2 separate regions of the Homo sapiens genome follow, and region 1 is linked to region 2. Evidence: chromatin loops called from intact Hi-C (ENCODE). Cell type or tissue: endothelial cell of umbilical vein. All regions are shown on one strand. Each heading gives the region's core, and the rest is flanking DNA. Links, peaks and the distances in the headings are about the cores only.

Region 1 (8,348 bases), core at 283-8,282, 68 kb after region 2:
GATGTGGGTGGGGCCAGATAAAAGAATAAAAGCAGGCTGCCCGAGCCGGCAGTGGCAAGCTGCTGGGCTTCCCTTCCACATTGTGGAAGCTTTGTTCTTTTGCTCTTTGCGATAAATCTTGCCCCTGCTCACTCTTTGGGTCCACACTGCCTTTATGAGCTGTAACGCCACGAAGGTCTGCAGCTTCACGAACCCATCGGGAGGAACGAACAATTCCAGACGCGCTGCCTTAAGAGCTGTAACACTCACCGCGAAGGTCCGCAGCTTCGCTCCTGAGCCAGCGAGACCACGAACCCACCAGAAGGAAGAAACTCCGAACACATCCCAACATCAGAAGAAACAAACTCCAAACACATCCGAACATCAGAAGGAACAAACTCCAGACGCGCCACCTTAAGAGCTGTAACACCGCGAGGGTCCGCGGCTTTATTCTTGAAGTCAGTGAGACCAAGAACCCACCAGTTCCGGACACAATACTTTTCACACTGCATGATGAAGAAATTTAGCTTTATTGTTAGGTAAGTACATGTGCTTCCCTTCAACCCAGTATTGGACTACATTGGTCAATCTGGGCTTCATACCAACATGTTTGTTGAACCAACTCACTTCCGTGTGTATTATTGCATTTATAATTATCTGTGCCTTTTGTTTCTCTCTACTGAGTGTCATCTGTGACTTTCAGGTGTTGATCATTATGCTTTGGAATGGAACAAAGAGAAAAGATGAGACTCAAGAAAGTCATTGTTTCTCTTAGTAATGAGAAGGAAAAAGTGAAGTGAAACTTAACAGCGAATGTGAGAGTTTTTGATTGCCTGTGGGCTTTCATTTTTTCTTTCCATCTGGACCTACTAATTGAGATAATAGGTCAGGGAGACCTGGGTCTGTATTGGTAGGTATGATTGGATGGGCCCCAAGGAACTTCACTTTATTTTAGAATTAGGAGCTCATAGATGAGGTAACTTGATTTGACCTTTGCCTTCATTCTCTTTATCTTGAGGTGACCCCAGTAGAGTCTGCCTTTAGCGGTCTCCTTGGGTCTTTGATAAACAAAGCAGTTAGGGCTGAATGAGCTGTGAAATGAATAAGGGAATATTGATGCCCCACTATTTAATTGCCTCCTAAATCCATGGTAAATTTTTCAGTGATTTTAAACTCTGTAAGAATAGCAGACTCATTGATTTCTGTAATTCATTTATTTAGGGATTTCTATTATCAACTGAATTTGATTGATGGCTTTATGACAAATAGCTGTGTGCTCAGCATATACCAGCATTCTGTAAGCTCACTCAGCCATAAACAATTTGTGAATAATTCTTGGGTCCTTTTGCTGAGTCTGTACTTTGCTATTTAGGGAACAACTGATTGAGATTCCTTAGGTGAATGAGGTAAAGTGAAATTCCCACCTAGTTTGCTTGGATATATATATGTAGTGTGTGTGTGTGTGTGTGTGTGTATTTGTATGTGGACCCTGAGAATTCTCAAAGTCCTCTTTGAGATTCTGAGGCATTTTACTCTCAAACGTCAAGCCCCGTCTCATGATTCAGAATACATCAGAATCACTTGGACACGGAAATAGTGGTATCCTATGTGTGCTGTGATAATTGAGCCCTTCTCTAACTCTGTCTACCCAGACATAAGATATAGTAGGTAGTGATGTTATATGTTCATCAAAAATTAAAATGGATCCCCATACATCTTTTTAGTCTGTTCTTCTTGTTAAAGATTTTGATTCGCAACTTCCTCATGGATAGAAAACAAGTGTAATTTCTATTTTAGAGAAAATCAGATTTTATAAGACACCAGACTTGAAAACTTCTTTGCCAGTGAGATATTTTTGACTATAAATATTGCTTCCAGATTAATGGAAAATTGTGGCATGTATTTTAAAATCCTCTTCGTGATTTTCCTGATTATAAATCAATTTATCTATATTAGAAAAATTGAAAAATAAAAAATGTAAAGAAGGAAATAAAATTACCAATAAAACTACTAACCAGAATCACCACTATTACATTTCTAGTTATAATAGTCATTTTAACTAAATAATTTTCTTCTTAGAACAGTACACAGGCAAAGGTTATTATTTAGCAAAGGTTAATACTGGTCATAATGATGAGGCTTTTGTATTTTTGCTATTTACCTAAGATGGGCAAGCGAGTGTAGAGATTGAGTCAGAAGCTGGGTCAGGGACACTGTACCAAGTTGGACAAGTGTGTGGCTGAACGGAGCACCAGGCTCCCTTTACCTATTGTGGATGAGACATAAAACTTTTACTACAATCTGCAGAGAAAGACAACTGGGACAAATTAAAGTTTGACTTTAATCTCACATTTGGTTTTATAACTTATAAATTCACTAATAAAAGTTTCAGCTGTCTAAAATAAAATGAACCTGCAAAGAAGCAATACTGAGAGAGATTAGAAAATTATGCTGTCTTTCCAGATATATCGCATGAAAATATTTCTCTTGGAGTATGACGATTAGATGATATTTTTCGTATAGATTATGATAATTGGAAAATACTGTGATAATTTTAAAGCTAGGTAAAATAAGCAGATATTTTGAAGGCCAACATTCCTGTTGTCATCTAATGTTTATTTACACTAGCTTCCCTGAGTATAAAATAACTGTTCTTGGTTATTTGATGAAATGAGTTACCTATTTCACACTTAATTTCTTGGGATTTAGAAGTCAGTGCTGTGATGGCCAGGTGTGGGTAGTTCACGCCTGTAATCCCAGCACTTTGTGGGGCCGAGACAGGCAAATCACCTGAGTCAGGAGTTTGTGACTAGCCTGGCCAACGTGGTGAAACCCTGCCTCTACCAAAAATCCAAAAATTAGCCGGGCATGGTGGCACACGCCTGTAATCCCAGCTACTTGAGAGACTGAGTGAGGCAGGAGAATCACTTGAACGGAGGAGGGGGAGGTTGCAGTGAGCTGAGATCGCACCACTGTACTCCAGCCTGGGCAACTGAGCAAGACTCAACTTTAAAAAAAAAAAAAAAAAAGAAGTCAATACTGTGAATAACACATTAAAATAATAATATCTTATTGAAATATCATCTTTTAGGATGAGTAAAGGATTTAGCCAACTAATGTTCATAAAATTATTGCTAATTGTTCTTAGGGAAAAACTAAAGAAAATAATTTATTAATGCTAATTTTCTAGTCAATGATGAGTTAAACTCTTTGTATACAAATAATATAACAAAACAAATATTTGGAACTTTTAATGGACACTTTTTGTTACATGAGTTGTAGTTGATTGTCTCTTCATAGTAAAGTTATGGTTTGTGATACTGAACTATGCAACTAAAAGTTTGGTGTCATAGTTAATGTTCAATTATAGTGAAGGAGAAAAGTGACACCAATATATCAAAGATGAAGCTAATCCAATACGTGTACACTAGAGTTGTCCATGTAGCTTACTATTCCAACTCTGAGGGGTACCAAGAAATATTGTAGTATTTTTGATCTTATTAGTTTCTTCTCTACAAAAAAGTGGATTTGTTATTCTAAGTATCTACCAGTGATCTTTAATAACTTGGACATAAATGTATGGAAACTTTACTTTCCATGCCTTTGTACTTTTAGTTGCAACACTTTCTTGGGGGTAACATCTTTTTAAAGTTTACTCACACCGTATAGTGTTTTATTAATTTAGTTTGAGAACTAAAGAGGTAACATTTCAAGAAGTCCTTAGTTCTAGGAACTGGTAAATGAAGCCACATTCAGTCATTTTGTATGCTTTTTTTACTCAATAAATATTGATCTTAATATATCACCTAAGCTTTGTGTTTCTCAGCTTAGAAGTTTTAATTGTTTGAGTCTATCTTGATACAGAGTCTAGTCAACCTCTCTAATGATTCTACATGCTGCTCTCTATACTTCATTCAGTTTAGTTGTACTGTCATTGAGATGTGAATTCATCCAGGAAAAGCAGATACTTTGCTGCCTCAGACATATCTAATTTTAAAAATGTTTTATTTCCAAAACCCTTTCCTAGGGGTGCCCAGCATTGTGTTTCTCCTTAACTACAGAAGCAAAGTAAGCTGATTTTAGGAAAAATTGTTTCTAGTTCTTTCTAAACATTGGTTTAGACTTTTAGTAATTGATAAGATCTCATATCTTACACATATATGTCTATATCACTGTTCTCTAAGGTTAATCCTTTAACAATGGCACATGTTAAAGATCATACACCAGTTTTCTTTCTACTTAGGCAGTGTTGGAAGTGTTGATGTTGTAGTTGTTTGTATTTTATTTTCCCTGTAAGCTCAGACAGTTCACTACTGAAGTGAGTTTCATATCACCTACAAACTTGAAACCCACTGTGTGTGTGTGTGTGTGTGTGTGTGTAAAATGTTGGTGTGAAACTTTGTCAAAATGTTTCGAAAGTCTAAATAAATAGCACTCAGTGGTTTCCCTTTGGACATATGCTTATTTCTATATTCCCTTCTTGATTAATTTTTAGCTTTATTATGGAGGTTTTCAAACACACAAAAGTGGAGAGAAAAGGTTATAAACTACTGTGTACCCATCTTAGCAACATGTTGCTTTCTTTTTTGTTGTTGTTATATCTATCCTTTTCCCTCAGTTCTTTTTTCTAGGAATATTTTAAGGTGAATCCTGAATACCATATAATTTCATCCATACATACATCTATCTGATAACAGAAAAGTACTCTTTAAGAAATTCAACAGAATTTCCATAACTTCTTAGTATCTGGTCCAAGTCATCTAAATTGTCTCTCAAAGGTTATTAGCCAAGACTCCTCAATATATAAACCGTAACTCTCATGGATATTGCATCTGTAACTTTTATGGAGATGCCATTATCATATCAAGATTAGAAATCAGATTGAGAGCCTTTTGTTTCCAGAATCTCCTCTGGAGTCCTTCTTATGGGTGTGAGTCACACTGGCAAGCTGCCATTCTTCTCACATAGTAGTGGTTATTAACAACAGGTCACACATTTTGGCCACCGGTTCCATATTTTACCCTTGAGTTCCTTTAGCAGTCTTGGGTGAATGCCATCTGGGCCTGGTGATTTATTTACATTTCGTTTGCCACTTGGGTCTGGGAAAGTCCTGTTTTCCACTGTTTGTTCCAATTCCTCTGACCTGACGGCTTTAAAGCAAGATGCAAGTGAGACTCTTTTCTAAAGTCTTCTTCAGTAAAGACTGAAGCAAACAATTCATCGATCCTTCCTGCTATCACCTTTTCATCCCTGAATGGCCTTTGCATTTTCTAGCTGGCTTCCTGACTTTGTTATACTTAAAGGGGTTTGCATTTTTGCTTTGGACTCCCCTGTGAGGTGCTCTATTGATTTCTTCATGGACCATTTGTTTTTAGTTTGCTTCTGACCTGCTCTACATTCCTTTTCTTTGAGAGTAGCAAGTTTTACATTTAAAAATATTTGTATGGCCTTTTCGTGTTACCAACTTGGCATTTGAGGCTCTTGTTGAAGAGCTCTCTGTTCTGATTGTAGCTCACATTTCTCCTGGTCTCCCAATGAGGTGTTTTAATGTGGTCTCTATGGGGTACTTGTTTATTTTGAAAACGTTTCCTACCCATATGTGTACTTTTCTCTTCCTTTCCCTTTCACGAATTGCAAAATCACAAGATGGAAATGGAACTTGAGGCTTTCCCTGTCCCACTTGAATGTCTGGCTCATAAGTGTAATTGCTGTTAATGAGTGGTTCTCCCACAAGCTACTTCTGGCTTTATTTCACAATCCACTCCTGAGAATCATAGGATCCATGTCTAGTTTTGGGAGGTGCTATCCAACTTCCTTCTGTAGCCACAGACCAGCCTTGTGGGCAGTTGTTAAGGCTAGCGTTTCCATACTTGCATTTAACTGACTGGACAAGGGGGAGAAGTGAGTGGTAACTTGTTCAAAATTTAGGAAGAGCCAACTCGAGATTCATCATTTTATCATTTGGTTTATTACTTACAACATGGATAATATGCCACAGATAATTAAGGTTTGATCTTACATGTTGGTTAGATGATATAGAGCATCAGAGTCTAAGAGAAATGTATTGTGCATTACATGCCCAACTTAAAATTTTCTGGTTACCATATTCTGAAAAGTAAAAAGCAACAGGTGAAATTTTCAATGATATATTTTATTTAACCCCAGTAGTTAAAATGTAATGATCTTAACATGTAATCAATATATACATTATTAATACGATTTTTATATGTTTTATACTAAATCTTTGAAATCCAGTGTGTACTTTCTATTTACAGCACATTTCAATTAGAACCAGCCATATGTCAAGTACTTAGTAGCCACATTTGAAAGTGTCTATCATATTGGACAGTGTAGCCTTTGAGAGGGTTATATAGGGTCCTCCTCAGAAAACAGTCTTTTATTCATGAATTCTACAGAAATCATTCAGAATTCACACACACACACACACACACACACCCACACACCATTTTACTTACATCTGTGATAGCCCATCAGAGTAACAAACTCTGAAGGAGGCATTTTACCTGACAAGAACAAAGTTGATGAATATATTTAACTGTATTACTCTAATGTACTTGGTATATCTCCTCTAATTAAAATAAGATTATCTTACAACTTATGAAATGAAGATCTGGCATAATAGACTTAGAATATGATGAAAATGTTTTCATTAACTGCAAAGATACCCTGCAAGGCACGGCATTTTATCTCAAGTCCCCGATAACATTAATATACCCTTTTAATCTCTGAAGCATTTAAGACTTAATAGGAACTCCTTAAAGAATGACAGAATTGTAAGACTTTACAAGGTTGCTTTAATTGGAAAGTCCTTACAGCCCTCCATGATTTTGAACAAGTATAAAATAAAATTCTTCATTGGTGGAATGTACGAGTATAGTCTTGTTTACTCTGCGCAAAACTCAAAAGCCAGACGTGGGGGTGGGTGTAAAAGAAAGGAAAGTAGGGGTTAATGGTGTTTTCCGGTGATTGTCCTTAGCTTCAGTTATAGCATGTGACTTGGCTGCTCTTCCTGCTAGGGGCTGTGTGTACATAAGTTGGGAACTCAGTGCATGTGGTTTGGGAATTTTATCATCACTCTACAAAGCAATTTTTGAGAAAACTGCAGTTACTAGATCTCTACCTTCTTTCACATCATTTTTTTGCATGTGTGTATTTATTTGTTGCTTTTCTCTAATAGATGAGCTATGTACACAGATAGTAAATATTATTTTGTTATCTGCATTACTGCAGATCCCATTTGCCATTCAAATTACAGAATGCAATATTGGGGATTCCATTGAGTGCTTTATCCCATTACCCACACTTGATGTTGAATAGATAGATATAGCAATATTCTACTGAGGATTGGGACAACTGGAGTTTATTTCTCCCCTTTCCAATTGGTAATACCGGCCAGGCACAGTGGCTCCTGCCTGTAATCCCAGCACTTGGGAGGCTGAGGTAGGCGGATCACTTGAGGCCAGGAGTTCGAGAACAGCCAGGCAGAGGTTGCAGTGAGTTGAGATCAGGCCACTGCACTCCAGCCTGGGTGATGGAGTGCAATTCTCTCTCAGGAAAAAAAAATACCCACTTTGGGTGACTCAATATTTATTTTGTTTTGTCTTACTTTTATAGCTATTCTAATGGAACAGCTTAGAGCTCATTAGGGAAAAGTTGCTACATTAATCTGAGAGACCAATATGGTAATACCTCGTTACACTAGTGAGAAAATGATATTCTTTGGAATTGTCTCAAGTACGTGTTCCCTTTTGACATGATAACACTATTAGCCTGTAATGTTTTGTCCTGTAACTTTTGGTCTACACAAAACTTTTAGTGAACAATCTATATGCCCTTCTGACCCTCCACTCTGCTAGATCCAATATGACTTTTCAAAGGAAATAAACAAGAGTCCTGAGATAAAGACGCTAACATCTGCTTGCATTAAATGAGATAGGAGGGAGGAGGAGGAAAGTTGAATAAAGCATATTGGAAGAGCTCCTTACATAGTGGGCCTCCAGCTTTAGTGGATGAACATAGAAGCAACTGTGGGAGTTCAGCCCCACCCTTGGAGAGTTTCATTCAGTATACTTGATCAAATGAATCTGAAATTTAACTCATGCTCTGGATGGTTATGAAGTCAGTGATATGGACACTTCAGTTGGGAAACATTGCCAGGATCAGCAGAAAGACCACAAGATCCCTTTATTTTATACCGATTCCTGGGCTCTAGCAGCTGACCAGTGTAGAGGGTTTTATTTCTTTGTCTTGCTTCAATTCTCTTAGACTTTGACTTACTGACTATATAGCTTCTCATCCATTTTGTGGAGTCTCTGGTGGAACAAGCATTCATACTTCTAATGGCCTAT
Region 2 (8,348 bases), core at 150-8,149:
TTGTAGGTGAATAATGGTGGCAGCTAGAAGCATTTGCCTGGTGGTTTACACTTAGGAAGTACTTGAACTATCTTGAATTATCTCTGAATGCTAAAAATGTGTGATTCCAAATTCCTTTCCCTCTGGCCTCACATTTGTTGGCTTCAAAGAACTATTGTCTTAGTGGAAGCTATGGCTCTATTCCAGTTGAAAAAATAAATAAATATTGAGCGAGCCAGAAATCCAGGTAACAAGCAGAGGTGACAAGAGCAGAGGGAATAAGGGTTTGGCTGACTGTCCTCATGTACCTGACTGCTTCATTAAAACATATTTTCAGTATCTCCTCCTAAAACAATTATGGGCTGTTGCACAGGCACAGTCATCATATCAGGGCTGATTAACACAAAACATGATGGAATTTATTATAATGTGAAAGGAATTTCGTGTCTTTGGGGCTTACTTTCCTCATTTGTAAAACTGGTCTCTGATTTCGGAGGCCTTTTCCAGTGATATTATTTTATAATTTAATGAACACTTTAACACATTTTTTTGCAGAGTAATTTTGTTAGTATTGTCTCGCATTCTCAACTTTAAAAACAGAAACAATACAGCATTTTTTGGTCACTAGATTTCACCTCTTCTCACAGTCGAGGTAGTTTGACAAAGTGTAGTGTTTCAGTGGACTGAGAAATCAAAAGACCTGAACTAGATTTTTGGCTCTGACACTAACTGGATGACATTGAACACTCAACCTTGTGGGCACTGGCTTTCCTTATTTATAACATGAATGGTTTCACTGTATGATCTAATTCAATTCAACAAACAGTTATTAATTGCTTCCTGAGTTTAAGACCTTTGAATAGGACATAAGGGTGAAGTTGGGGAAAATACAAATTAAAAGCATGGAGAAAGAAACTGTTAATGAAATATGCGGCCAGTGAGAGAAAAGGACAGAGTTAAGCATTACAATAGAAAAAAACCAAAGTTCTAGGAGCACAAAGGAGGCAATGAATACATTTCGAAGTTTTCAAGTATTATGAAAGATAATGTTAACCTATAATGGAAGAGCCCTTCAGGGAAAGATGTATTTGGCCTGCATTTTGGACACCGTAGCTAGCGGATATAGTTCATTGCAGCAGCTACTTAGAGCCACAATCTACTATGGTGATTAGGCATGTCCATCTCTCGCTGCTAATTTCACTCCTCTGCAGGGTGTAAGAGAAATGAAAACGTGGGAAGATAGAGTTTTTCCAGTTCAGGGATTGACCTTTAAAGGAATCAGGGCAGAGAGAGGGTTATGTCAGTAGAGTAAATGAGTGTAAATATCCCTGACATAAGATTGAACTAATTAAGTTTAAATGGGAGGGAGCCTGATCTAAATTAGAGAAAAATATTATCTAAATTATAGGATCTTTCTTTCAAAAAATGCAATGTAATTATATTATTTTCAAGTATATGTGGTAAGTTGAACTAATTGCTAGAAAAACATTTCTAAGTTTAAGTGCTATTGGAATCTTCTTTTAATGAATAGATAAATTTGGATTCATGCGGACTATCCTTTGGAATGCATATAATTTATGTGTTAATATGTTTGAAACAAAATGGCTAATCAAGCTCTTTAAATTTTGTTCATGCTGCTAATTTGTTTAGTGACCCCCTTTATATAAATAGTTCAGAGGTAAACTCAAGTCCAATATGGTTCTAATTTTCAAAAGTTCGTTACGAATTAGTGGAGTCTGAATGAATGCTGTCTCACTCAGGTTCTTATGTGCTAGAAATGGTGCAACTTGTTGACAATCAGATCTGGCACTGTTATCCCTAAAAAGCTGTCGATAAAATCAAATCATAAAGGGAGACCAGCTAACTGCTTCAGGCTGTCATATACCATGTCATAGTAAGGGACATGACTGATGAGGTTCTGGAGGCTCTTTTTGGACACAAATATATTGATAGCAGTTGGAAGATGGAAGTAAAACAAAGTGGTCAGGAGAGTTCCTCACAGTGTCTGTTCAAGCTTAGCTATTGTTCAGGTAGGAAGAAGGTCAGATCCAGGCAAGAATTAAGGAGAAGCCGAGATGACAAAAGTTTAAAAGAAATCCTGAAAGAGGAAGCAGTCTGGATGCAGGAGCAGGCAGAAGCAAGGAGATACCGGGTGGTTTTCTTGAAGAGCATTCAAAACATGGGAAACGCCATGTGAAATTCTGGGGTCAGCTTTTTGAGCTAATCACACTGGTATTCATAATGGCAGGAACTGTTGTGAGCTGATCTTTGACTCTGCCTCCCAGAGTCACATGGTCTAAAATACCCAAATCTCCAGTATGTAGGTCCAGAAATGTAATCTTATCCGCTCATTCTTAGATAATATTTGGGGAAAATTAACTCACTCTACTGAAACTCACAGGAGAGAAATATATGAATCCAAGTATCTGTGTATTAATTAATAAAAAGAGAGCTAATTGGTATAACAAAGCACAGTGGCCATTTTGGAAGCCTAGTAAATGCTAAGATGGCATAAAAGAAGATTGATATTCCCGAGAAATGTTTTATTGAGTTGTGGGTAACTATATGTACTGATCTTTCATATTTTGGGTACATTATGCCTTGCCATGGGGGGTTTCATGAATCTGTAGAGAAATGAAAAAAATAAGGGCAATACAGTGGACTTACCATAAAACTAAATGTATTTAATTTAGAAGAATGTGCTTTATTTTTGATTATGTCATTGTTATTACTGATGTCAAAATGTTGATTTTAAGACATTATAGTACAATTTTTTTTAAATTACTTTTAACTTTACAGAATAAGAATACTGGCGACCCTATCAGGTCCCAATTTTTCCTTTTTTGGAGTGTGATTTGATTTATGGTTTCATGAAATCCCAAAGTCTGAGAACCCCTGGCTTAGAAAACTTCAATAAGATTTGTCTACCAATGGTTTTCATTTATTCATCCACAGAGTGAAATGCATTATCATATCAAAAAGTACATGCACACTCAGACATACATGAATATGTAAATATTTATAATAGAAACAGAAGTTTCACAAAACAATACTTAATCTTACCTCATTCAGTGTACTCTGATCTATTTCATTTTACTTGTTAAAAATGTCAGTTGCTATCCAATAATTTGATTTCATGACCTACTAATGAGTCACAACCCACAATTTGAAAAACACTGTTGTAGACCCAGAGTCCTCTCTTCCCAGGACGTAGCTGAATAAACACTGACAGGTGTTTCCTTTTTGGATCTCCTTTTCTAGATTCCACACAGACCATATCCCTTCTGGTGCACATTTGTTGCCCTGGATAGGTTACAATACAATTGATTAAATACAAACTTTCTATATGTTAGCTGTAATTCCGCCCTTAGGATACACCCTTGTCACCTTATTTAGTTTGAGAAATATTCTCTACTTTGTTTGGATTTAGAAGTCACTTTGGTCTTATTTTTACAAAACAAGGAAGTCCCCTGGTCTTATTAGCCCCACTTTTACAAAATACTTATTACAATAGGTTATAATGTAGACAAGCAATTTGCACTCATTTTAATTAATTTTTTTTAGCCTCAATTGCAGAGCATAACATTTTAGTTACTAATCAAATTTGAGATTTGGGTAGGGACGGGAGAGAACATCTTACTCCAGCCCTGGCCACTGGCCAAGCAATGGAAGATAACTAGACAGTCCAGAGGAAAAGAAAAAAGGCAACTAAAATGAATTACATTAATGATGACGTTAAAATGTCCAAATGTACGTTACATAGTTTAGCTATGTAAACTTGACACCAGAGTAATGAGGAACAGAATATATGCTATGTATGTTTTGGAGTAAGTATTATTTTATTTTGGATCATAGGTTTGATACCAGTGCAGCAGTGTCATGTGCTGGTTGAGTGTGGGCTGTGGTGCCAGACTGTCTGGGAAAAGGTCCATGTATTGAGGCCCCATTTTAGGATAAAGGGACTAAGCCTTACAAGGGTTAAGTGACCTTGTGCAAGTCTCTTAACCTCTCTGAGATTTAGCTATAAAATGAGTTATAAAATGAGAAACATTAAGAGTACCTACTTCATGGGGTTGGTCTGAGGGTTAAATTAGTTCTACATGTAATGTGCTTGGTCTAATGCCTTTCGTGTGGTTAAAAACTCAGTGCATTTTAGTCGTCATTGCAATCATCTTACAGCTAGTGGTTCACAGGCTGGGATTTAGAGTCAGTTACCTAGATTCGAGTTCCAGCTTATTATTCTAGTTGTATAATATTGAGAAAATTACTTAATCTTTTGAAGCCTCACTTTTCTTATTAAATAAAACTGTGCTAATAATAATACCTATTGTGGTGTTAATGTTTTGTGGATTTGATGACACCACAGAGTGCCTATTACATACAGCTCAATAAATACTAGTCAGCTAGCCAAAATTACCTATGCTACCTCATTTTGCATGTATTCACTTCATATAGTCTTTCTGCTGTATATTTCATCATTCAGATCTTGACTTATACATCAGAGGTCTTGGATAGAGTACAATTTAATTGCTGTTTATCTTTATGTCCTCCTAACAGGAGACAACATTCTACCCTAAAAGAATCAAACAAACATGAAACTTTAAATAAAGTTGCAGCATTCATTTCAATTCAATAACTGTCTTTTTGAATTTCCATTATGTGCTAAGTGTGAGTCCTATAAGACACATTTCCACCTGGCAAAGGTTGAAGAAAAGCCAAATTTAAAAGGCTACTATAATTAGAACTTTCGCTAACGGCAGTTAAACCGATTAATGTCCAATGGGACCCACTCTACTGAAACATATTTTTTAGGCAGTTATACATTTATATTAAATTAAACATTCAGTGAATAAATGAGCTTATGTATCAGTGTCTCCATGTGGTTCTTGGAGTTAATTTTGTAATGATATAGCCAGTGCCGCTGAGGGCATCTCCCTTGCTGTTTTCTCTGCCTGGAGTTCTTCCTATTCATTCTCATATGGCTGGCTTTTTTCCCTCTCATTATTCAGCTAGTCTTCCCTGACCATCCTACCTTATAGGGGTGCCATCCTCAGTCTTTCTCTCCCTGAGCACCCTGTTGCATACTCTTCACATACCACTGTGTAATTGAAATAATACTGTTTGTGAGCTGCTCTTTGCCTGTGTCACTCACTAGATCTAAAGCTCCAGGAAGGCAGGGACTTTGTCTATATTTTTCATGGTTTGTATTATGTTTCTATTATTTGTAACAAATTACCATAAACTTAGCAGTTTAAAACAACGCACAGTTATTGTCTCACAGTTTCTGTGAGTCAGGAGTCCAGGGTTAGATTTGCTGGGTTTCACTAGGGTTAGCTCAAAATTTCACCAGGCAGATATCAAGGTATTGGCTAGGCTGCAGTCTCATCTAAGACTTGGAGTCCTCTTTTGAGGTCATTCAGGATGTTGGCACATTTCAACTTCTTGTGGCTGTAGAACTAACATCCTTTTTTTCTTGCTGGCTGTAAACCAGGGTGAGGGGGAGTGCTCTCAGTTCCTGGAGACTACCCAAGGGTCTAGACATGAGACATTCTTACAACATGGCAGTTTATTTCTTCAAGGCCAGCAGGAGAGTCTCCTATCTCTAGACCCTCTTTTAGGGGTTTGCCTAATTAGGCCAAACACACCCAGGATAATCTCCTTGTCATTAACTCAGAGTCAACTGATTAGAGACCTTAATTACATCTGCAAAATATCTTCACCTTTGCTACTTAATGTAACGTAATCAGAGGAGTGATATCTCATCATATTCACAGGTGTCACCATACTCGAGGGGTGAGGATTATACAGGGCAGGTAGACCAGCGGTGGGGATCCTGGAGGCCACCTTATAATTCTGCCTACCCACTGTTGTAGCCCATTTAAATGACAGTAGGTATTTAAACACATATTTGTGCATGAATGAGTGAATGAATGAGTAAATGTCAATTAAATAAATAAGAACGGAGGAATCAGTGAGAAATGTAAATAAACTGTTGGTTGTGTTCAGATATATGTTTAGCATCCTATATTGAGTTCAAAACAATCTTGTGATTGGATTGTCCACTTAATTCACTTTTCTTACTGAGGGACTTGTGACTATTACACCGTGTAAAGAGGAATCAAGTAGTATTTTTTGTATTATATTAGCAAAGTTTCTGTAGTATAGTCTTGATTAATATTTCTAACCAAAGGTCTTATGCAGATGAAGTTGTTAAACCTGAGGATACTAGAATGGCTTGCACATGAAAGCCCGGTTTATCATTAGCAAATCAGGATTAATTGATATTAGAACTTGGACTTCTGCTGTCTGTCATTGGAAATTTAATATTCCACTGTTTCCTCAAAACCAGAGAGAAGGAAGGCATTTTAATTTCTAGGAGAAATAATACAAAATTAGGTTCAGAAAAATGTTTTCCTGACTGTAGCTAAGATACTACTTTGTGGAATGACCCTGTAAAGGAAATGTAGGCACTCCTATTATTTGAGATATAGGAAACTACAGGGATGGGGCAGGCATAGGATAGTGTATTAGGCTACTCTAGCTGCCATAACAAAATACTACATGCTGGGTGGCTTAAAAACAGATATTTATTTTCTCACAGTTCTGGAGGCTAGAAGTCCATGATCAAGGTGCCAGCAAATCCTGTTTCCAGGGAAGGTCTCTTCCTGACTTTTAGATGGCCTCCTTCTCACTCTGTCCTCTTGCAGCCTTTCCTTGGTGCACACACAGGGAGAAAGCTATGCTCTTTCTTCCTTTTCTCATAAGGACATCAATCCTCTTAGAATAGGACTCCACTTAAGGTTAAATGATTAGGACCTTGTTCAGCCTTATTATCCTTGTAGGCCCAATCTCCAAATACAGTCACCTTGGGGGTTAAGGCTTCAACATGTGAAGTTAGAGAGGACATAGTTCAGTCCACAATAGATAGCTTAGAGAGCTATGAGGAACAAAGGAATCTTTGAAAGGGAGCAGGTTCAGTAGGGGGAGTAGGATTTCAGGCTTTCGCATTGGATCACTTGCATTTGAATTCCAGCTTCATCTCTTGCTTGCATTAGGGGCAAATCCAATTCTTATGGGGCCTAGGACTTAGACAATTTTAGAAACCCTCTTTAAGATAGAGAATATAAAGTTAGGTACAGAGTCTTGGAAGGGGGCTTATGCAAATAAGGGCCTCAGAAGCTTAAACTTTATTAATTTCTCAGTAAGTTCACCTCTGTTTGCCATTGAGCTAAGGAAATTACTATATCTGAGCCTGTTTTCTCAATGATACAATGGAGACAATTATTTTAAATCACAGGGATGTTGAAAGGATTAAATGATCACTACCAAGCTCTCCCACCTGTCTATTATTATTGCTACCTTTATTATTATTGTCACCATCATTATTATTCAGCCCTTTCATTTTACAGATGATAAAACAGGCAAAAAACTATTATATGACTTGCCTTACATCATACAACCAGTGAGCTGGGAGGTTGGGCCAGAGTCACCCCTCCTGCCTCCTGGTCTACACTCTTTCCATGGCTCCACAGAGACAGCTTTTTGTACCCCTTTCCCGGTGTTCACATCCCTGAAGAGGATGTTGGAATAGTATCATAATCTTCACCTATAATATTTACTCTATAGCTACTAAAAAATGAAAGAGGTCTAAAAAGCAGAGTTAATTTGGTTGAATTTAAGCTTCTTTTTTATTTTTATATACATTGAATGGGGATAAGGTCAATGAAATATAAAGCCATAATCATTAAATACACATTCTCATCATTTGTGGAAATTTCCAATTGGAAAGCTTAGCTTCCATCTTCATTTGGAGGAAATGATGACTTGGAAACAAAGATGTTTCTATGTTATCTCATTGCGAGTGATTCCCAAGGTCCCATTTGTGAATTCTGTTAGGGACATTAGAAGACTTTCCTGGGAAAGGTCTGAGGAGTCAGTCCCAGGGGCTCTAGTCGGCCCCTTGGAAATATGCACCAGATGACAGAACTTGGCTCTTCGTTTCTCTCGTGGCTCCAAGTACATGAAAATTTTTTCATGTTATCTTGGCTCTGGGAAAACCTGTGTCTCAGAGCTGGTTTTTAACACTTTTAAAGTACAGTTAATGTTGATTCCAATGTACCTAAACATTTTTTTCCCTATGACCCACCACATATATTTTGGCTTGCTCATCAGGGCTTGGCAATCCAAATATGACTGGTGTTAGACCCAAAGATGCTAGTCCTTGAAATTAGTACAGTGGAGAATAAATAATATTTGACTCAGGCTTTAAATCTTTGGTCTGAGTCTGAAGGGAAAAAATACAACCCTGTAATAAACATTTTTCTAATTTCTTTCATTTTCAAATATGGCACCACTATAGAATTTTTGTG

What was found. Hi-C counts contacts between places; a loop is a spot of excess contacts. Peaks named below come from ENCODE experiments on the same cell type or tissue, not always from the same donor. Only the 100,000 strongest peaks of a DNase experiment are listed, where the experiment ranks them.
Region 1: a loop joins it to region 2, with 6 times the contacts of the local background. A loop is called at or near these places in 4 of 110 quality-filtered maps.

Annotation. Positions count from the first base shown.
Region 1 is chr2:191,922,527-191,930,874 of GRCh38, forward strand. The region is part of intron 1 of CAVIN2-AS1 (CAVIN2 and TMEFF2 antisense RNA 1); the gene reads left to right. Among named protein-coding and RNA genes, the nearest start is that of CAVIN2, 80 kb to the left of the region's middle. In endothelial cell of umbilical vein, for the core only: no CTCF peak of the experiment used is centred there; DNase peaks (open chromatin) are centred at 5,065, 5,685, 6,965 and 7,745; H3K27ac peaks cover 3,853 bases.
Region 2 is chr2:191,854,444-191,862,791 of GRCh38, forward strand. The region is part of intron 1 of CAVIN2-AS1 (CAVIN2 and TMEFF2 antisense RNA 1); the gene reads left to right. Among named protein-coding and RNA genes, the nearest start is that of CAVIN2, 12 kb to the left of the region's middle. In endothelial cell of umbilical vein, for the core only: no CTCF peak of the experiment used is centred there; DNase peaks (open chromatin) are centred at 708, 2,218 and 3,188; H3K27ac peaks cover 3,832 bases.